4 separate regions of the Homo sapiens genome follow, and all the other regions are linked to region 3. Evidence: chromatin contacts called from ENCODE Hi-C or POLR2A ChIA-PET data. All regions are on one chromosome and are shown on one strand. Each heading gives the region's core, a stretch centred on a gene start or an enhancer-like site at or near the end of the contact. The rest is flanking DNA. Distances are from core to core; before and after follow the strand shown.

Region 1 (2,922 bases), core at 200-2,699, 620 kb after region 3:
TATTGTAAAATGTAAATAACATTTTAATGAGTACTATAGAGGAAGACTTTGCTGGGCCAGTTGCCCACCACTGAAGGGCTGGATTTAAGTGTACCTTGGGTTATAATGAAACTAGTTTGGTGGTCTTAGCCTCCCTAGTAGACATTTTCCCACATTAGAAAACCAGCACAGGATTTCATGCAATTCCGTACAAAGGACAATTGCAGTTCTGCTCAAAACCAGAACTGGAGTGTGGATGGGGTAACTAGAGGAGAAGCTAGAGGAGGAAGAACAACAGGGAGCCTTTCAATCCAAAGTTAAACTCCTGCCTAGATTTAGGAGGAAAAGGGAAGGGGAAAAATAATTGCATATGTATTTTTATTTCTGTCCACATTCTGTAATCTCAAATACCATCTGAAGATATCTTCTCCTTTCCATTTCCTGCACTGTCCATGTTCTTGACTCTGTGAGAATATGTATTTCAAAAACTTTGACTAAAAGCATTGTGTTAACCTCTCTATACTAGTAACTCCAGCTCCTGGAGCTGTAGGACTCAACACCCACATCTCAACTAGATTCCATAGAAATTGTATTCATGTGTTTCTTACCTCTCCTGATTCCAAATTCATCTTTTCTAACTAGCTGCATCTCACTTGTCCCTTAACCAAGGTGCCGTCCCAGTTCCCATAGGGGGCCCTTTGTAATGACAGGTACACACCTTCATCTCTTAGTTTTTGCACTAGTCTATATGGAAGTTAATGCCTAATCATATACATTTGATACTCTATTACTGTTCTAATTGACTGACTGAAAGTATAAGCCAACCTTTTAAAGCTAGAGGAAGAAAACCCCAAGCGTAAGATGCTACACTCCTGACCTCACTATACTTCAACGAAAGAGAATTATTCAGTCCTTTTTCTCTTTGGAAAAAGACTCTGGCTCTAAATCCCTTAATGATTCTACCTGATTTAAATCTGACTATAATCCTGCATGGTAAATTAAGATTCTGCACCTTTTCACCCTTGCTTTTGGAATAATGTGTCTAACCCAACACCTGCCTAAAGAGATCAGATCCTCTAAATGATCCAAAGCCATTCTGCTTGGGAATGGAAACCGTAGCATCAGCTCCAAGAGAAGCAAATGGTGCTAACTCCCTCTGACTCGGACAGTGCTTCCACTCATGGGGGCTTCATAAGTGGTTGCATTTAGAGACCCGCTCCCTGAAAAAAAGGATATCTGTTTCTTCCAATTGCATGTGGAGTTCCCTGAACAGTCATTACAGGTCTCTTCCAGCATCCCCTTCCCTTCAATGTCCCCCACCCCCATTCCCACTCCCAGTAAAATTAGACAAGCCTATATTCTACTTAGAGGAAGAAGGTATTGTCCCTGGGAGGTTCCCAGGTCCCCAGCCATTAGAAGAAATCTCCAGGTCTGTCTCAGCACAGTACTTCCCTGTAGCAGGATAATGTGCCCTTCCTGGAGCTGGGCCGACTTTGCCCTAAGGTTACATTTCTACACAAAGAAGCCTTTAAGGGTGCTGTTGCAGGCCTCCACACTGGAGGTTTATATCTGTCAATCTTAGAAAAAAAGGAGGCTGTAATAAAACTGCAGGAGCCAGCAGTGGGGGATTACAACTCCAGGATCAGAGGAGGTCTGCCTCACAGCCCCGCTAGATGCTGAGATTGGCCTCTCTGAGGATGGAGAACAATAAAGCGGAAGGAATTTAAGTCAATTGGCTGCTGGATTGCATTAGCAGGACTCAGAGAAGGGGCACTTGCTGAGGGTGGTGCCTGGATTCTTGGCCGCTGCCCTTGTGCCAACCAAGCTGGGAGATCCAGAGTCTGAGGGAATGAGAAAAGTTCACCCAAGTCCAACAAGTTGGGGAGGCCTGTGGCATGCAGACACCCAAATTGGAGACTGTGTGTGCTGCAGCCATTGCAGCTCCAAGTGTAATTTAGTTGATTTACAGTTAATATGAGCAAATATTAATTAAGGTTTCAGTGAGTGACCATGATAGGCAGAAAAACAGGAAATACATCAGAAGGTGTGCTGGAACACTTTGCAAAGAAAACAGGAGGAAAAGCAAAAGTAGTGGCCTCTGGGAGCTGGGCAAAGAGAGTATTGGGGGAGTCTGAAAGTGGACCTGCCTGGTGGAAGGCATGCAGGTGGGGGAGGTGGAGTAGAGAATAGAGAAGAGAATAGCTGAGACTAGAGAGGACATCACTGACACCTGCCCAGCAGCTCTGCAGCCTTGAATTTGGCAGTGTGGTCCTGATGCCTGCATGGAAGGCTTGTTGGACCCAGCTTGAGAGCTTCCTAAAATATCCTTGGGCCTGATGCAATATCACTTTGTGATGGCACTGCATTGCGATGTGGTGACAGGATAACCTGGTGGTGGAGAGGGAAGGCCTTTTATGTCTTCATATGATTTCATCTGAGAGAGGCCAAATGAGCCCGGCACTCCCAAAGGAGAATGGGTGGGTTGGAAGAGTGGTTAAGCTCTCTGATGTGGAAGGAATAGAGTTCCCGTCCACCCACCCCCACGACAGAGGGCTAGATGCCTGGGAGATGCTCAGTTAGGAGAGGGAAACTCTGGAGGACAATCCCAAGGGGCCTCTCAGCAGTTCACAGGGGCTCTAAAACGCTAAGGGGAGGAAGAGCAGTGTTAACATCAGCCTTCACCTGGAGAAGGCAGCACAAAGAACAGGGCAGCTTCCCCCTAGAATATGCCCTCTGAGTAAGGGAAAAGGAGTTGGATTGGGAAAGGAGAGACGACACAGGCCTAGTGTGGAGAAAGCCACCAGGAGCTCCAGCACTCTCCAAGGTTTGGCCTAGGTCATCTCCAAATAAAAACAGTTTGCCTAGCTCTAGGCAAGCCCTTGTTCTGCATAATGATTTGAATTTTGAAATGTGACTTAAACCTTGCAAAGGAATGCAACTCTT
Region 2 (2,985 bases), core at 84-2,583, 740 kb after region 3:
TTGTTATTTTGAAAAATTTTTGTAGAGATGAGGTCTCACTGCCTTGCCCATAGCTGGTCTTGAACTCCTGGGCTAAAGCGATCCTCCTACCTCGGGCTCCCAAAGTGCTGGGATTACAGGCGTGAGCCACTGCGCCCAGCCGCATTCTTGTTTTCATCTGTGAAATACGTTTTTAAGGTAAATACTTAAAGTTGATGGAGACACCTGGTCTACTTAAGCTCTCATTCAGAACACACTGCCTTGTGCTTTTAAAAAAATTAAATGGATAATCTAAATTGGCAGCTACCAATTAATTTATATCCATAGTTGCTAAAAAATGTTAGTGTAAGTTCATTTTTATTAGTCGCATCATTTTGAGTTTTAAACTATTTCACATGCAGTAAAATTTATACCTCTTATGGGTTTTGTCAAACAGTGGTTTAGTCACCAACACAATCACGGTATAGAAGCTCTCAAGCTCCTTTTCAGTCACCCCCTTCCTCCAGCCCTTTGCCCTGGTCGCCACTGATCAGTATTCTCTCCTTTTAAAAACACTTATTATTTGGAAATAATTATAGACACAGGAAATTGCAAAAATACTACAGCACCTAGAGTCCCGTGTACCTATCACCTAGTTTCCTCCAATGGTGACATCTTACACAACTGTAGTACAAGATCAAAAAACTATGTCATGTAGTTTGAAGGCAGGTTTTCCTTTCACTTCTTCGCCTGCATTTTCTCCTTTCATTTCCAACAAATTTAACTCTGTTGTTAGAAGGAGCAGATGCTAGTTTTCTTTCAGATGTCTGCTATTTCAGTTCGATTACCCCTGTTACTCCTACATTTTTTCTAGTCTTTATCCCCATCGTTTCGCCCCAATTTAATTTTGCTGCTAGTTTTTTTTTTTTCTCCTCTGGGATATGTGCCACAGATGGTACTATTGTCAATATTCGAATTCCTAACTTCTCCCTCCATCCGTAAGTTTTCAAGGGGTAGCCGTGCTTGTGCTTAATTGTGGTGTTTACAGGACTTTTTGTAGCGTAAGCATGCTGGCATGGTTCCCCAACCTCTTAGGGGGATGCTAGTAACCCGCTCCCCCGTCAACGAGCCGCCTTTGTGCTCCGCGGAGGGCACCGCCTGCGTTGGGTTGGAGGTGGGGGTTGGCGGGGGAGAGCTGCCCGCCAGGCGAGGGGCGGGGCCTTGGCGGGGGTGGTCGCGGGCGGCGGGGAGGTCTCGCTTCCCTCCTCTCCACCCGCTCCCAGTCCCGGCCTGGGTCTCAGCCCCGCCCTGCCCAGAGCGCGCGGCCGATCACGTCACCGGCCTGCGCTAGGCGGCCCCCACGGCGCGGGAAGGCGCAGTGCGCACGCTCCGACTCGGCCGTGGCGGACCTGACTGAAGGAGGCCGCGGACCTGACTGAAGGAGGCCACGGCCACTTCTGGTTGGCCTCGGGGCGCGCTGGCTCGGCTCTTCCTCCGCCCTCGAGGCCCCCGCAGTCCCATCATTCAGTTCCGTAGGGTCACCGGCGCGGCAGTGGCCTCGCAGGGCGCTGGGTCCCTCTCCCCAGCTCTCCTCCCCCTGGCCCCGTCGCCCCGCCCTCGCCGGGCTGGGCTGCGGGGTCAGGGGCCGAGCGGAGAGGGGTGAGTATTCCCCACAGCCCTTGCCGGTTGTCTCCTCCCGGCTCTGCTTCCCACACGGTCCTTGCCCCACTCCTAGGACAGGGAGGAAGGGCACGCGCGGGTAGGCGGGAAACAGCCCAGTCCTGAACAAAAGGCCGGGGAAGCGGGTCCCCGCCGGTAACTGCAGGCCTGTGCTGGCCGCCGCGAGCGGGGAAGGGCGAGGACACTCCCTCCTCGGGGACCCGGTCCCCGTCGCGCACACGGTGTCACCAGCACACCTGGCCCAGTACCCAAAGCACCCTCGAAGTGGGTAGTAACTACTTTGTGTTTAAAATCCACATACTGATAGCAAATCTTTGGTTGAAACAGTATTAAATTACTGGGGCTTCCAGTGGCTGAGTCCAACTTAATTTGAAGTTTCAGATTAAGTATCAGGAGGAATAACTTGATATTTAGAGCCAACAGGTCTTTCTTTTTTTTTTAAACCTCCCAAAAAACCTATAAAATCAAGAATTGGCGGGGAGGACCGGAGAATGATAAAGGAATAGTTGACTGATTTATAGAAACTTTTAGTGGCGGTAAAAATTACAAAAGTATTGGAAATAAGGCAAAAGGACAGCATGTTTTTTTCAGAGTCAAAATGGAGCCTAACAGGCCCACCTGAAGATGATTTAGATGTCTAGGGGACTATATTTTGTTTGGCATGATGATATTGATTAGGGCCTAGGCTTTGTAGTTAACATCTTTTTCATTAATGGAGATGCAAATTATTTCTGAGTGGGAGAGAAAAAAATACAGTACTCCTAAAGGTTGTAGTTTTAGTGCCTTGTAGGATATTAGCCATTTTTCTTTTCTTTTTTTTGAGACAGAGTCTTGCTCTGTCGCCCAGGCTGGAGTGCAGTGGCACGATCTCGGCTCACTGCAACCTCTGCCTCTCGGGTTAAAGCAATTCTCCTGCCTCAGCCTCCCGAGTTGCTGGGACTACAGGTGCCCGCCACCACGCTCAGCTAATTTTTGTAAGTTTAGTAGAGACGGGGTTTCACCATATTGGCCAGGCTGGTCCGGAACTCCTGATTTTGTGATCCGCCTGCCTCGGCCTCCCAAAGTACTGGGATCACAGGCGTCAGCCACCGCGCCCGGCCAATATTAACCATTTTTCTGTCTAACCTATCAAACTTACCATCCTTTCTTCAGTGTTTATGCTCAGTTCCTGAAATGCTTTTGAGCACACTAAGCCATTCAGCTTGTTCCATTGTGAGTTTAATAAATCTTTGTCACAGGTTCATTTTGAGTCATATTTATAACTTTTGTTATTGGACAATGGTCTCTATTCTTTAGTGGCAAAAACAAGTTTATGCTTCTCAGGATGGAAGGACATAGGCCCTGTGT
Region 3 (2,766 bases), core at 106-2,605:
ATAAACATTTACTCTATAAAATATAAGGTGTTGAGGTCGGGTGAGTGGAGGGGGCCCTAAATGTTGATTAGGCAATTGGGGAGGAAAAGGAGGTTTTTGCTATAACTGCCATTCTTTAAATCTACAATTCCATGCTCTTTAAAAGCCTTATAATTTTCTGGATCTGGGAGCTGGGCTATTTCAGGGTCAATGGATTTATTTCAGTTGGTGCCTGAACTGACTTGAAACAAGTGTGTGTGGAAAAGAGCTATTTTGAGAAGGAATAAACCGAGACTGCCCTGATGATAGAATATGCAAGCTGGTGGGTCTTGACTCCTTAAAGGATTATGAAATTAATTTGATTGGTCCCAATCTTTATATAACCACCCCAATCAGGAAACTTCCCATCCCGCCAAAAGGCCCCCTCACGTGCTCTCCCTGTCAGTACCCCATGCAAAGGTAAAATAGATGATATTTTTAAACATGGGTCGTGTTTAAAAGAAATGGAAACTCCTTCAGAGAATGAAGGAGAACCACACTGGGTAGAAGGTTATTCCTGGGGCTCCACCCCTTGCTCCATCAAGTCCTCTGAGCATGAGCTGGGCTCTGAGAAGGAAGAGACAGGAACCAATTGGTCATGTCCACGTGGCCTCAGAAGCTGAGTACGTGACGGTCACCAGATGCCTAGGCAGGCTCCCTTGAAATGGCAGGGCTGCTGTCCAAAATCCTGCTGGGTCATTGCTATTTACAGGCAGCCTTCCCGGCGTGCGGTGGATATCCCAAGCGGGGCTATTTTTAAGCAGGGCTATGGCCTGCCGTGGGTTAAGCTGGTGTGGACAGAAAGCGAGATGATCTAGCCATCTACTGCAGGGGGCCTGATCTTGAACAGAAACCTGACTGTAATTGTCCCTGGATCCAGGTCCCAGACAAAGACGCTGGAAGGAGGTCCCTCCAGCCCCTGGCTCAGGGCCCGGTCAGCTGCTGGAGCCAGGCAGCTTGAGACATCCTCCTCTCCGACCTTGGCTTGAGGGGTTCATCCTCCAGAGCTCACCAGGGCCCCAAGGCTGGTACACCTGAGAGAAGAGAGAAACAAATCCCCCAACAGATGTGCAATTTCACCTGCTGGCCCTTCCATTCTGAGATCCAGAGCCCTGGCAAAGGAGCCTCCAGGACCAGGCCTGGGAAGCAAGACTGGCTCCGCCTTTTACGTTTCAGAGAAAGGGCAGGTGCTATAAAGGGCCCAGCGCCCACGGGCCTGCCTTCAAGGGTACAGCTGTGGGGGCCGGTGCGCCCGGAGGTCTACGCTGGGATTGGTGAGGTCCTCTGGCCCCGCCCCGCCAGGGAGGATTTCCAGGCCGGCCCGACCAGCTCGCCCTGCATACACTTCTTGGCTGTGTGCGCTCAGCAGGACGTGGGAGGCTCCGGCTTCAAGGTCGGTGAGTCCGTGAAACTCTGCTTTATTCCTCCAAAGAGGGGTCATGGCTAGAGCCAGTGTGAAGGGCCTTGGAGGAGTGGATGCCGGGCTGTAGACGGGGACCCCGTTAGGACGCTGACTGCGAGGAGGCAATGGTGACTCGCTAAAGCCAGCAGAGCTCCCGCCCTTGGCCGAAGCGACCCCTCCTCCCTGCACACAGGTGGGGGCAGCTCAGCACCAGGAGCAGAACAAATCAGCACGCTGCCTGCAGGGCCTCTTTTTGGTAGTGAATCAGGAATTTTTCTCGATGGAAAAAAAAATCTAAAGGCTGTATTTTGACGCTAAGTTTGGGACAACTTTAAACTTAAAGTGTCTTTCCCTTGTAATTCACAGAGTCTAATCCACTCATTTCTGGGAATGTTTTTCCCCAGCAGTCTCAGTCTCAAAAGACATGTAAATCAGTGACTTGGGATGAACTAACTAGAAAATTAAAATTTTGAGAAGCTATTTGCTCATAAGCCCAATAGCCAGGCCCAGTTTAAACGGGCAAATAGTATTGCTAGAGATTCAGTTTTGCCGTCACTAATACTAACACATTGATAATGAGACAAGTAACCGTCTCCCCTCCCCACCATCCTTACCTTTCCCACCGGAGGTTAATTAAAAAAAAAAAAAAAAAAAAAAAAACCTATGGAATTGGCCCCACGTGTTTCACCTGGGCAGAGGCCTGTTCTTCACTAGCTTGCTTGCTTGGTTGGTTGTCCCGGGGTTAAAATCAGTCCTGTTCTTGCCCCTAGAGTGGTCTGCCTTCAAATGCTCTCCTCCGAATGTGAGGAAGAGTGACATTTGACAAACAGACCAAAACCTTTAGGTCTCCTCAGTGCTGCCCTTTAGACCTTCCAGAAAGTGTTGCCAGGCTCGTGACCCCTCACAGTGTCAGCTGAGTCAAGTGAGGGGCAGTTAGTGGCCCTCAGGACAAGGTTACGCTAGGTACACCAGTGTGCTGTTTCCAGAAGGGCTGCTTTTCCTGTCTACGGCTCTCACATTTTCTCTGTTCTGAACTCGTGTCCTTGGTCTGTTCTCTCTGTCCTCTCATAGAGGCGAGCATGGCCACAGCATGTGGCCAGAGACTTCCTGACAGGCAGGCTCTTCCGGGAGGCTCTTGGCCTTGTTTGGCGGTCTGAGCACTTCACTTCCTCTGCATTGATAGGCACCTTTTCCAAAGACCCCAGACTTTGGAGTTAATCACGCCTGTGGGTTAAGGCACTGTCACAGCAAAGCACAGGAGTGCCACATGCACCCCATGGACTCTGCCAGCCTCATGACCAAATCATATCATTAGGAAATGGGCCATAGGCAGGTCAGTTTTCCTA
Region 4 (2,719 bases), core at 199-2,698, 520 kb after region 3:
TGATCTGTTGCACAGTTTAAAAAAAAAAGGGGGGGGTTCTTCCTCAGTGATCACAGTCACTATTCGTTCTCATTTTTAGTAACAACCAAATCACCGTTACAAGTACACAAGAATAGCAGCAAACCGCTTTGCTTTGCAGTGTGCCGTGACAGTGGCATCCCGGGCCGGGAGGGGCTCTGTTCTCGCCAGCCGCCTCTTGGGCTCCCACCGAAGTTAACACCTGTATCTCCCCACAACTGTAACCAAGCGGCTCCTTCCCACCTGAACGCTTCTCCCCTCCCACAAACCCCTTTTCGGACCACTGGCCCTCCCCGCCACAGCTGCCCTCCTCGGGCGCCCCCGGCGGCTCCCACAACTCCCCTCCGCGCGCCCCCGACCACCGCCCCGCCGGGCCCGCCCCTCCCGCCGCTCGGGGGCTGCCAGCCTCACAAAAAGTTCGCCAGCCGCCGCCGCGGAGTTGGGTCCGCTGCGAGAGGCAGAAACGCCAGCCTCCTCCAGCGGATCCCGCTCCTCGCCAACACACTTTAGCTCCCCGGGAACTCGGTCCCTCTCCGACTCCCAAACTTCGGCGGCGTCTCCGGCGCCCACCCGCCCCCGCCCCCGCCCCAGCCCCAGCCCCAGCCCCGCGATGCGCGGGGGACTGCGGGCGCCGCGTCCGTAGCTGGCCCAGGAAAGCCCGGACGCCCAACCCGCACACGCCCTCCGCGCCCCGCGCGCGTCTCCGCGCCCCGCGGGGCCCCGCTCGGCCGCTCCACGCCCGGCTTCCGCCCGCCGCGCGCCCGGCACCGCCGCCCTCGCCTCGCCTCGCCCCGCGCTCGCGGCCCTAAGCCCCAGCGCCCAGGCCCCCGCCGCCGCGCTCCCCGCGCTGCCCGCCCCGACCCCGGCCCCGACCCCGGCCGGCCCGCCAAACACCCACATTCCCACTGCGCGCCTTCCTCCACGCAGCTGCCCCTCCCGCCACCCCCGGCGGCTCCCCAGGTCCCCGGAGCCCCGGACCCCAGCTCTAAAGTTACTTTGGAAGGTGAACCCGCGGGTTATTTCCCTCAATCACCCAAACAAGTTTCCATCCTCGCCACCAGCACCACCGCCGCCCCTCAACACACCCGGTCCCTCCCGCCGACAGCCCCCTGCGGCCGCCCGCCCAGCGCCCGCACCTCCCGGGAAAGCGCAGCTCCCCGCACCACACGCCCCCATCGCGGCACCCCTCCCCCTGCCAGCCCACCCCCGGCGCTCCCCGGGCGGAGAGTGTCTGTGTCTCCCAGAGTGTGCGAGTGCGTGCGTGAGTGTGCGCGCGTGTGAAGGCGGAGGTGGGTGAGAAGCGGAGACACTTACTTCTCCCGGGCCTGGCTGTCGGACGGGACGGCGCTGCTGTTACTCTTGCCTTTGCCGTACATGCTTGTGCCGAGAGCAGCTCCCACTGTCACGCACCTGTCAACCCATCACAGCCTCCCCGGGAACAGCCCCGTCCCCATGGCGACCCACGCAGCCACCCCCACTATTGGCCGCCCCACGCCAAAGCTCCGCCCCCTTCGCCCAGGCAACGCGCGAGACTGACAGGCCTCCCCCTCCCTCTGGCCTTCCGAAGCGCGCGGTGGCGGCTAAGCCTCAGCGGCAGTCTCCTCCCTCCTTCCCTCCCTCCCCGACTCCCTCCCTCCCGCCTTCCCTCTCCGCTCTCCTCCCTCCACCCGCTCTCCTTCCCCCTCCCCCCTCCGAACCCGGGCGCAAGGGGGGAATTAGAAACTGCTCTAGAAGGATTTTAAACAACTGGCTGTTCTCTCCGCCGCCACCCCTCCCCCCGCGCCGCCCGCGCTCAGCTCCTCACTGGAGAGAAGGCGCCGGGAGGAGGAGAAACTGCGGCCTGGAGTCTCCGGCCGGAGCCGGCGGAGCTGGAGCCGTGGCGGCCCCAGACTTCGGGGCGCCCGCCGAGTCCACGACAGAGCCACGGCCTCAGCCGCCCTGGGGCCCCCACCAGCCCCTCTCCCGCTCCTCTCCTATGCGTGACCCCGCGCCGGTACCCACGATTGATTTTTGCGGTCCTCAGCCCTACTCCCTGGGGTGTCGCCCCCGCCCTGTTCCCAGAGGGCCGGCTGGCGAGGGACACCCGCGCGGTTCCCTCGACCTTCTGGCTGAGCGACCGACAGCGACTCGCCTTCTCTCCTGGGGAAAGGCTGCACCTCCGGCCCTCGGCGCCGCTGCGGTGGCGGCGCCCGGGGCCGCGCCCTGCGCCCCAGGGGAGCACCCGGCCTGGGGTCGGCCTCCTCTGTAAGAGGTGAGCGGACCTCCCGAGGAGGCCCGGTGACTCCTGCGGCCGCAGCGGCCCCTGCCCCAACCCCTTCTTGCACGGAGCCCCGCGGCGCCCTGGACACCCCGCCAGATCTGCCGCAGAAGAGGGCCCCAGGCTTCCCCACCCGGCCTGGTTTAACAGTTTGGGTCAGTGATGCCTATTCATCCTGACCCCTGGAGTGGAAAAGGCCAGAAAAGGTCTTGAAAGACTTCCCTGTCCTTGCCCGTTAGAATAGGCCCCAGCGCGCTCCAAGGTGTACAAAGCTGTGCCAGGGCTGAAAGGCTGCCCGAGAATGTTTCTGTATCCAAATCCCTAATCCCATTTCAGTAAACGCGCAAAAGTTTCAGAAACACACACAATCTGGTTCCCAGTAGAACTCTGCATCATTTATCTTATTGAAGTCCTTGACTGTAAAATCAGACGGGTGCAAATGGG

The links. Hi-C counts contacts between places; a loop is a spot of excess contacts on that map. ChIA-PET counts read pairs that join two places held with the same protein, here RNA polymerase II (POLR2A). Pooled maps may share reads with other maps.
Region 1: a loop to region 3 is called in a map of ascending aorta, with 9 times the contacts of the local background. The contact joins the enhancer-like site here to the promoter of CKMT2 in region 3. A Hi-C loop is called at or near these places in 3 of 168 maps with a recorded cell type or tissue (aorta, ascending aorta and gastrocnemius medialis) and 10 of 50 pooled maps. POLR2A ChIA-PET finds 5 or more read pairs at or near these places in 1 of 52 experiments (GM10248).
Region 2: a loop to region 3 is called in a map of ascending aorta, with 2.6 times the contacts of the local background. The contact joins the promoter of ATG10 here to the promoter of CKMT2 in region 3. A Hi-C loop is called at or near these places in 1 of 168 maps with a recorded cell type or tissue (ascending aorta) and 8 of 50 pooled maps. POLR2A ChIA-PET finds 5 or more read pairs at or near these places in 1 of 52 experiments (WTC11).
Region 4: a map of aorta shows a loop between it and region 3 (4-fold over the local background). The contact joins the promoter of SSBP2 here to the promoter of CKMT2 in region 3. A Hi-C loop is called at or near these places in 1 of 168 maps with a recorded cell type or tissue (aorta) and 7 of 50 pooled maps.

What each region holds. Positions count from the first base shown.
Region 1 is chr5:81,848,347-81,851,268 of GRCh38, forward strand. No RefSeq gene overlaps it. Among named protein-coding and RNA genes, the nearest start is that of SSBP2, 99 kb to the left of the region's middle. Within about 2 kb of position 1,450, at least 4 of the 41 ENCODE cell types and tissues checked have a DNase peak (open chromatin) inside an H3K27ac peak, as active enhancers do.
Region 2 is chr5:81,970,690-81,973,674 of GRCh38, forward strand. It overlaps ATG10 (autophagy related 10), which reads left to right and starts at 1,334. Exons shown (of 8, transcript NM_031482.5): 1 at 1,334-1,617. RefSeq lists enhancers at 867-1,424, 1,425-1,980 and silencers at 995-1,324, 1,495-1,734.
Region 3 is chr5:81,231,967-81,234,732 of GRCh38, forward strand. It overlaps CKMT2 (creatine kinase, mitochondrial 2), which reads left to right and starts at 1,356. Exons shown (of 10, transcript NM_001099735.2): 1 at 1,356-1,411.
Region 4 is chr5:81,749,649-81,752,367 of GRCh38, forward strand. SSBP2 (single stranded DNA binding protein 2) reads right to left here and starts at 1,449. Exons shown (of 17, transcript NM_001256732.3): 1 at 1,333-1,449. The coding sequence starts at 1,394. RefSeq lists silencers at 311-470, 691-740, 1,181-1,230, 1,401-1,730, 2,001-2,350.